Regions from separate parts of the Mus musculus genome. Here regions 2 and 3 are each linked to region 1. A link is a loop called in an ENCODE intact Hi-C map of the cell type or tissue named here. Cell type or tissue: left cerebral cortex. All regions are shown on one strand. Links, peaks and the distances in the headings refer to the core of each region. The heading gives the core; the rest is flanking DNA.

Evidence for each region. Peaks named below come from ENCODE experiments on the same cell type or tissue, not always from the same donor. Only the 100,000 strongest peaks of a DNase experiment are listed, where the experiment ranks them.
Region 2: a loop joins it to region 1, with 8 times the contacts of the local background. A loop is called at or near these places in 6 of 42 quality-filtered maps.
Region 3: a loop joins it to region 1, with 3 times the contacts of the local background. A loop is called at or near these places in 2 of 42 quality-filtered maps.

Annotation. Positions count from the first base shown.
Region 1 is chr2:168,439,051-168,443,642 of GRCm38, forward strand. It overlaps Gm33413 (a long non-coding RNA gene), which reads left to right and starts at 469. Exons shown (of 4, transcript XR_867021.1): 1 at 469-556; 2 at 1,274-2,254; 3 at 2,491-2,536; 4 at 2,847-3,355. In left cerebral cortex, for the core only: a CTCF peak has its summit at 2,654 (motif pointing right); a DNase peak (open chromatin) is centred at 2,047; H3K27ac peaks cover 1,232 bases.
Region 2 is chr2:168,329,876-168,332,375 of GRCm38, forward strand. All of the region lies in intron 1 of Gm33262 (a long non-coding RNA gene), which reads left to right. Among named protein-coding and RNA genes, the nearest start is that of Gm22704, 4.6 kb to the right of the region's middle. In left cerebral cortex, for the core only: a CTCF peak has its summit at 980; DNase peaks (open chromatin) are centred at 640 and 956; H3K27ac peaks cover 435 bases.
Region 3 is chr2:168,379,843-168,382,342 of GRCm38, forward strand. The region is part of intron 1 of Gm33262 (a long non-coding RNA gene); the gene reads left to right. Among named protein-coding and RNA genes, the nearest start is that of Gm39992, 22 kb to the right of the region's middle. In left cerebral cortex, for the core only: no CTCF peak of the experiment used is centred there; a DNase peak (open chromatin) is centred at 968.

The DNA of each region.
Region 1 (4,592 bases), core at 1,138-3,637:
CATCCCAGCTGTTATTGTGTTCTGCGGCATGGTTGGGGGTGGGGCTAGGCGCACCACCAAGGGGCTGTGTTTCCAAAACTGGTTCCTTCTGCGGGCTCATATGAGCTCATGCCAGCCGGAGGAGGGCTGGGCTGGCCTTGCTGGCCCCTGGGGACCATTTTCAGAGTTCTTGGCTCCCAAGAGGCAGGCCAAACTCAACCTGGGGCAGATGGCTGGTGGGCGACGCCTGCATGCTGAAGATGTTTGGCTTCTCAAAGAAGGCTGCTTCTCCTCCAGACAGGCAGGCAGCCCAAAACTCACGTTTCTCTCCTGGGTCCTCACAGCAGGCAACTTCCTCCAGAGGGCTCTTTGTGAGGGAGGAGCTGGTCTTCTGGGACAAAAGCTCTTGCAAGCTGCCTGGATCTGTAATTTTTGTGGTCTTTTATGGCGGGGGAAAGAATAGTAAAAGCCTGCCCAGGCTTTGTCCCAGGAAAAGCTGGGAATTTGGAGACAGAGACTTCTCTGACAGGCACTCCTCACCCCTGGGGTTCCACTGGCTGCTTCTACCTGGGTCTTGGTGGGTGAGACCTGTGCTTGCTCTGAATTGGGAACAATTGAGCGGCAAGTGACTGATTGTGTCATGTTGCCTCAGGCGAGGAATGAGGCTGCTCAGAGAACTAGCTGGGATGGCTGGGGATGTGACTGTTGGTAGTGCCTGGCATGCACAAAGTCTCCATTTAATCCCTATGGTTCTTAAACCAGGCATGGTGGCATGGTGGCATGGTGGCCTGTTATCCCAGCACTGGGGAGGTAGAAGTGGGGAGTAGTCAGAAGTTCTCTTTGGCTACCTATCAAGTTCTTGTGAGCCTGGGGTACAGGAGATTTTGTTTTAATAAATCAATCACCAGCCGGATATATATCAGCAGTGGTTTGGGAGAGAGGAGCCAGGAGAGATTGCAGTAGTGCGGTTAGTGAGCTTAGAGGCTTCCCTGAGGAAGCAACACTTGAAACAAAGAGAGTTGGTCGAGGTCAGAGCTGGGATGACAGGAGGAATGGTGGACTCCAGAAATGAGCAATGAGGTGGGGCTGCTGGAGTTTAGGATCCCAGGGGACTGTGGCTGGTTTTAGACACCAGCTGTATATGTGGTGGTCTCCGGCATGGGGGAGCCTCAGTTGTAACAATTACTGCATGAGTAACTAGCCACTGTCTTAGTTACTATTCTGTTGTTGGGACAGCGCACCATGACCAAGGCAATTTATAAAAGGAAACATTTAATTGGGCTTATGGTTTCAGAAGACTGGAGTCCATGCCGGTGAAGCAAAGACATGGCAGCAAGAACAGCTGAGAGCTCACATCTGGATCTGAAAGCAGGAGGGAACACGGAGAATGGTACCAGTCTTTGAAACCTGAAAGCCCTTCCACAATGACACACCTCCTCCAACAAGACCACACCTCCTCGTCCTTCCCAGACAGTTCCACCAACCGGAACCAAGTATTCAAACATATGAGCCCGTGGGAGCCATTCTCGTTCAAACACTACAGTCACCCATTCCTTTTCGGGGTGGGGTGGGGGTGTTAAGGGCAGAGATGAAGGTTCATGTCCTTGATCACTGGCTCCAGGGAGTTGTGCATGCCTGCATTTCTACAACTGCCCAGAGGAGAGGCTTGGCTCTATTCTACAGATAAGGAAACTTGAGACTCAGCTTGGTGACTGAGTCCATGTGTAAATAGCCTGCTAGGGTAGGCAGCTCCCCACAGCCTCCAGGCCTGGCCTCTCCCCAGCACAGGGTGACCAGGTACCGCTAGGCTGCTCCCAACAGAACCCCAGGAGTAAACCTTAGCACCCCTTCCCTTCCAGACACTGTTTTTCCCTCCCCGTTTCTGTGAGCACACAGGCTGGTATTTCCATCTTGCAGCAGATGGAGGTGGGGGTGGCCCTGGGCACTGGGATGGAACCGGCCCTGCTGCCAGGCTGGCGGCCCAGCAGATGCTCCTCAGCCCGGAGGCGGGGGAGGCACCGCCCACCTCCCCGCTCCCTCCTCTGAGGCAGTTTGGAGCGGGATGGTTTTCCTAGCACGTAAATGTCATTTCCTTCGCGCCTTCCTTTTTTATCCTTGAGATGGAATCGGCTGCTATCTCCAAATGCACATGCTGGCTTCATCCCACAAACGCCACCACAGGCAGCTCCTCCATGAGGTTCCACGGCAGAGGACCCGTGAGACCTCACAGCATCTGCGCGGAGCACTGAAGGCTGAGCCCACATTGCCACCGCAGGTGTCTCCTGGGTCCTGCATGGGTGGGTGCTTTGGTGGCTCTGCGTGGGAAATCCCATTCTGGGCACAAACTCAAGCTTCCCCAGCTGAGCTCGGTTTAGGAGACGAGTCAGAAAGGGACTCTTGGCATGGTGGATGGGTCTTGAGGTTTCTGCCTAGCCCCTCTTGAAGATAAGACCTCAGGGCCCTGGAGGTACTTACTGATGGTGGTTGCCCCGCCTAAACCGAGTCTCTTAGGTGGAGAGTGATCCTGGCCAATCAGCGTATTCTATTCTATAATCAGGTGGGTGATTCCAATGTAAGAAAAGCCAAGATACCGCTCAGTGGGTAGGGCGCTTGCCTGGCTGTCATGAAATCCTGGGCGCTATCTTCAGCATGTGCGTGCAGCGCTTGTGGAGACCAGAAGAGGGCGCCAATGTCAGTGAAGGGATGAGGGGGTCGCAGAAGAACATGGGGTGGGGAGCTAGAGATGAGCGCTCTTGAAAGGAGAACTGAGTCACCTAGGCAATAATGACATCCTGAAGGTGGAGAGCTAGACCACAAAGTTCAAAATCTGCCTGGGGACCTGGCGAACTGACTTCATCTTTCCCCAGACTAGCGGCTGCTGCTTCGCCCTCCTGTAATGATCTGCATGGAGGGGTCTGGAAGCCCGACTGGGGTGGTAAGTAAATGAAGGAGAGCTGGGGTCAGGGGGGCTGTGCGCACTCTGACGGAACCACACCAACCACAGCAACCTGCAAACTGGAACCTCAGAGTGTACAGCGGTGGAGTCACCTAAACTTGCAGGAGAGGTCTCTGTAGATGGGTCGTCTGGGGATACAACGTCCCAGAGGAGGAAGCTGCAATGTCTAGGTTTTTTTTCTTTTTTTCTTTTTTCTTTCCCCCTATACTGGTTGTGGTGGTTTGAATATGCTTGGCCCATAGGGAGTGGCACTGTTAGGAGGTGTGGCCTTGTTGGAGGAAGTGTGTCGCCGTGGAGGTGGGCTTCGAGGTCTCTTCCTATGCTCAGATTCCACCCATTGTGGAAGAGAACTTCCTCCTAGCTGCCCGAGGACCGCAATCTCTCCTGGTTGCCTTTGAATCAAGATGCAGAACTCTCAGCTCCTTCTCCAGCACCATGTCTGCCTGGATGCTGCCATGCTTCCTGCTATGATGATAATAGACTAAACCTCTGAATCTGTAAGCCAGCTCCAATGAAACGTTTGCCTTCATAAGAGTTGCTGTGGTCATGGTGTCTATTCACAATAGCTGAACTCTAAGACTCTTTAATATTCATAAACACTGATTCTAGGACCAAGGGAGAGCTTGGCTTTTCCCAAGCCTGACCCAGGGGTGCCAGTGTCCCACTGGACACAAGGCCTTGGTTGGTGGCATGGCCTTGCCTGTGTCAACAATGCATAGTCACTCAGGGCTACATTGGCTCCCATACCTTCCCTCCTCCCCTTCCTCTGTCCTCCTCCCCTACCTCTGTCCTCCTCCCCTTTCTTTCCCCCTCCCTTCTTCCCCTTTCTCCTCCCCTTCCTCCTCTCCTCCCTCCTCCTCCCGTTTTTTTCTCCCCTCTTTTTTTTTAAAAAATATTTATTTATTTATTTATTTATTTATTATATGTAAGCACACTGTAGCTGTCTTCAGACACACCAGAAGAGGGCATCAGATTTTTGTTATGGATGGTTGTGAGCCACCATGTGGTTACTGGGATTTGAACTTAGGACCTTTGGAAGAACAGTCGGCACTCTTAACCACTGAGCCATCTCACCAGCCCCCTCCTCCCCTCTTTCTTCCCCTTCCTTTTCCCTACCCCTTTTCCTTCCCTTTCTCATCCTCTCTCTGTTCCCTTTCCTCCTTCCCTTTCTTCTCTCTCGCTCCTCCCCTTCCTCCTCTTCTCCCTCCTGAAGTTGGGTTACAGTTGTGACAACCTTTCTCGGGGCAACAGGAAGCTGGGACAGCTGCCTCACCAGCTCTCTGTCCCCCACCCCCACCCAGCCTGGTCCCTGTGCTCTGGGGCCCCACTGCAGGCACACGGCGTGGTCAATGCTGTGGGAACATGTGTGTCACTGCGAGTGGGCTTTGAGGTTTCAAAGATCATTCCAGGTCTATTTCCTTCCCCACCCTGTGTATACATATACATATACTTCATATACATAGACACATACATATACGTGTACACACATGAACATGTGCCATGGAACACATGTGATGGTCAGAGGACAACTTGCAGGAGTCAGTTTTCTTCATCACGTGGATCCTGGAGACTGAACTTGGGTCCAGTGGGAAGCATCTTTACCACCGAGTCATCTCACCAGGCACCACCCCAACCCCTTTTCTCTTTAAAGGGCTCA
Region 2 (2,500 bases), core at 1-2,500, 110 kb before region 1:
AATAAAATAATAAAAACAATTTAGTTCACACTTAATGTACATATTTATGGAGTAAAGTATAGTATTTCAGTAATGTAAAGAATTTGTTAGGATCAAGTCAGGATGAGTAAGCCTCACCTTAGTATAAATCATATTTCCTGTTGAGTTTAAAATCCTGTTCTGTTTTTCTACCTAGTTGGAAACATAAAGAATTGCTAAACGTGGTGACCCACTGAGCTGGGAGGCAGCTCTCCTACCTACACGTGTGTGCATTGGTATCGCTCGGTCACACAGAATTCGTTTTCTCCTGAGGCATAGCGTAGCCCAGGCTCTCCTTGAACCTATAATCCTCCTGCCTCAGTTTCCCAAACTCTGGGATAGCAGGTGTGTGTCATTCATGTCCTGCCATTTTCAGCCTCAGAAAAAGCTCCACACTGTCCTGTCATCGCTCCGGATTCCAAGTTCCAGTTTGTCAACTGAGAACAGGAAGGGCTCTTCAGCCATTCATGCCCACCCCAATTCATTCATGAGACTTTTTTTTTTTTTTAACTTTTCTCTGCGCTCAGCTCTCGGCTGTCAGAAGTGCCTTTGAAGTTTCCCTTGCTTGCAGATCCACGCCCACTCACTCTCTACCTCCGGATCATCTCCACATGGAAACTGAGAAAAGCCGTCGCCTACACCCTAGGGCTCTTGGCTCCGTGGAGTCTCACTCTGTGGAATGAGTGGGGAGCTACTGTCCCCAGAGTCCACGGGGGCAGTGACTTCACATTGCCATGGAGATGCTGACTGTCTTGAAATACATACCACCCGCCACCCACTCTTGAGGCTACGGCTTTCCGAGTTAAAAGGGCCTGGCTAGGACTCAGAGGTCTGTGGTCCACCAGGCCCTTGGGCTCCTCATCCCTTGAAAGCTGTTTTAATTGTCTCTGACATAACAGTTTCACAGATTCAGTTTTTGTCTAACTTTGATGGATGGAAAAGCTCACTGTAAACCCCCAAGTGCCAAGCAGATGGCAGACTTTCTTCTTGGTGTGTGCAGAAGACGACCCAAATGCAGAGAGTGGTGCTGTGGGGAATCAGGAAGAGCCCAGGCACTAAGAACTACACAGCTTCCTGGAATAAACCCTTGCATTAAGGCCAACATCTACCCTGGCTGCCTCTGTGATTTAAGAACCTGCCAAAAGCCAATGTGGTGGCTCACAGCTGTACTCTTGGTTGGTACTCCTGGAGCTGAGGCAGGAAAGTTGCCACAGGTTTGAAGCTAGCCTGGGCTACATCTTGAGTTCCATTCTAACCTGGGCTAAAGTATAAGCCTTTGTCTGAACCCTTCCCTCAACCAATCAGTAACTTGCTCAATCATCACCAGCTACTCTCTCTCTCACTCGGACCCAGCTCCTGCCCACCCACTGGGCTTCCTGGGTTCACAGCAGCTCTGCCTCTGGCTGTCTCTGGGATCCCATGTCAGCAGCTAGCCTGCCATGTCTACTCCTAAGCACTTCGCATAAAGCTGGTGCTTGGTAAATGGTAGCTATTGCTCCGTGTATAGCGTGTGTCAAATGCCTTGGCAGTAGCAGGTCTTGCACAGACATCCTCACAATGGCACATGGCCCCAGCCCTGCCACCAGGCCCCATGAGCAAGCTCTTTCAGGCTCCTGCAGCTCATTCCTTCACCCACCTCAACCATTTAGCATTCTCCCTGTGTCCTGCTTCCACCAAACAAAACCACACCCCTCAGCAAGGCCCCAGGGGAGCACATTCTTAATACAGCCATTTTACAGATGGGAGGCTCAAAGTGTGCTTGGAGTCCCAAAGCCACATGGAAGGAGAGGGAGGACTTGACTCTGGAGCCATGTTTTAGAAACAAAACAAAGGAGTTACAGAGACGAAGTTGGGAGCAGAGACTGAAGGAATGACCATCCAGAGACTGCCCCACCTGGGGATCCATCCCATAAACAGCCACCAAACCCAGACACTATTGCAGATGCCAACAAGAGCTTGCTGACAGGAGCCTGATATAGCTGTCTCCTGAGAGGCTCTGCCAGTGCCTGACAAATACACAAGTGTATGCTCACAGTCATCCATTAGATGGAGCACAGGGTCCCCAATGAAGGAGCTAGAGAAAGTACCCGAGGAGCTGAAGGGGTTTGCAGCCCCCTAGGAGGAACAACAATATGAACTAACCAGTAAACCCAGAGCTCCCTGGGACTAAACCACCAATCAAAGAAAACACATGGAGGGACTCGTGGCTCTAGTTGCATATGTAGCAGAGGATGGCCTAGTTGGTCATCAATGGGAGGAGAGGCCCTTGGTCCTGTGAAGGCTTTATGCCCCATTATAGGGGACTGCCAGGGCCAGGAAGCAGGGTTGAGGAGCAGGAGGAGGGGGGAGAAGATAGGGGATTTTCGGAGGGAAAACTAGGAAAGGAGATAACATTTGAAATGTAAATAAAGAAAATATCTAATAAATTAAAAAAGAAAGCATCAATATTCATAAGGGAAAAAAAGAAACAACAAAACAAAAC
Region 3 (2,500 bases), core at 1-2,500, 60 kb before region 1:
TTCCTTCTTGGTGACATAGAAATAAGAGGTTTCTGAAAGATATAAGTGAGTTCCTGGCACACACAGGTAAGTCTCCATAAATATCAGCCACCCAGTGTAAACACACACACTTCCTGCCCTGTCAGAAACAAGGAGTGAAGGTCTGGATACTGACATGCAATCCATTGCTCTTCCCTCGGCTGGGCCAACCAAGTCTTCTCTTCCTATTGGTGCTAACGGAGAGGGCAGTTAGGATCAGTGGTCAGCGTTGCACATTGACCTAGCCCTCAAAAGCCACCTGGGAATACGGCTAGGGGAATGGCTCCCCTAGCACTTGCTGCTCTTACAAAGGATCCAGGTTCCAGTCTCAGTACCCACATGGCTCACAACCACCTGTAACTCCAGTTCTTAGAGGATCTGATGCCCACTTCAGGCCTCCAAGGGTACCGGGAGCACACAGTGCACATATGGGTATAACATCCATCCACATAAGTAAAATTAAACATAATTTTTAAAAAGCCACGCAGGAAGAGGTCAGGTGGAATCAGAGCTGGGAACGGCGCTCACAGAAGGGCTCCAGCTTATGTGAATGAGAAGGAAGTCCTGTCACTGCTGCAGGATCCTGTCACTGGGCCTACACTGTGACTCTGGGGTCCCATCAATGTTGGAGACAGTTCCAGAAACGTCAGTTCTTGCTGCTGTTCGGTGCCACCTTCCCTGCTTGTCCAATGTGTCCCTGCCAGGAGCTGTCCTTTCTCTCCCACCCCTCCTTGAGTAAGCACTGCCCAGCTTGGGCTTGTTTTCAACTCCCTGCTGTACCCTTGGTGAGTCCCAAATTGTCAGGTGCGCTCAGGGAGGAAGGAGCCCACGATCTGCCAGTCTGGCTGGCTTGGATCTGGCATCCACCCGTGCCCCACACTTGAGAGGGCTGTTTCTATTTTGCTTTGTAATTCTTGGGGAGGATCTGGCTTGCAGGAAGCAATCTGTTAATTGATGCTGTCAGAGGAGCCAGATGGCTCGTGGGTGGCGGGTATTGCAGATGCAGAGACAGGCCCACCTGAGAGAGTAGGGTGTTTACAAAGTGCCACCTGTGAGCACCAACTCAGCTGCCTCTCAACTTCCATAGCACCACTGTGAGCCAGGTGTTCTGTTTCCAAGAAAACAAGGGGCTTGTTCTCTAAGAGTAGGCTGTTGAAACCCCTTCCTTGTTGTGACATTTATTAAGTATAAAACCTCCAGGCTGTGACAAACAGACCCAAGGAAAGCAGCTTCGGACAAGCAGAGGTCATTTCTCCTGTAGGAAAGAGTCCAAAGGGAGGCAGTGCAGGGCTGGTTGTGTAATCCTGCTTTGCGATGTGCCCTAGGGATCCAGGGCTTTCCCAACCTATCATTGTATTCTACATGGCTTCCATTTTCCAAGGTCGCTGTCTTAGTTAGGCTTCTTTTGCTGTGATGAAGACTGTGACCAAAGCAACATGGAGAAGCAAAGGCTTATTTCAGCCTACACTTCCAGGTCACTCTCCATCACTGAGAAAAGTCAGGGCAGGAGCTCAAGGCAGGAATCTGGAGGCAGGAGCTGATGCAGAGGCCGTGGAGGGGTGCTGCTTACTGGCTTGCTCCTCGTGGCTTGCTTAGTTTGCTTTCTTTTATATCCCAGGGCCACCTGCCCAGGGCTGGCCCCACCCACAGAGAGCTGGGCCCTCCCACATCCATCATTAATTAAAACAACAACAACAACAAAAATGCCTACACAGACCTCCTACAGTCCAATCTAATGTGGCAATTCCTCAATTGAGGTGTTTTTCTTTCCAGGTGACTCGAGCTTATGTCACGCTGACAAGCAACCAGGACAGTCACTGCTTTACCCAAAAGGACTGTTGCAGCTCCTGCCGTCATAGCTGCATTTCAGTTCTGGCATCCACCTGTGCCCCACAAGTTACTCACACGTTTACTGACATCCTAGTTGGTCAGCACGTAGTCATATGGTCACTGCTAGCTGCAAGGGAAGCTGATACACGCAGCCTTTATTTCTAACAGTCAGGATGTAAAATCTACACACTCTCTTATTAAGAAAGAGTCAGTGGTGGGGAGCCAGCAGGTTGGTTGGGAAAGCAGGGCAGAATGGAATCGACTATGTTCGTATTCCAGCCTTTCCCTGGTCTCCACTTCTCCCCTCTGAAGTGAGGGCCATGACAGGTCCTCACAGTGTGTAGAGATCCTCTGATTTGTTGTATCGGTAGACATCTAAACATCTCAAAATGTGTGCACAGCCAACGTCCTGCAGAGAGTCACCTTAGGCCCTGACAGCATGGGTGCTAAGTGTGCAAGAAAACTGCAGCCATTTGTCCCCAGTCCCACTCACCAGGGCTCGGCAGCTTGGGCTTCACAGCTTCTCCGGACTATCAGACAGTAGAATCTTGTGTGAGGTCTCCAGTGCTCCTCACAGTAGCCTGTGATGTTGTGAAGCCTGGCAGGAACACAGGAATTCTAGGGTGTAATGTGGGTATGACCCATGCACAAG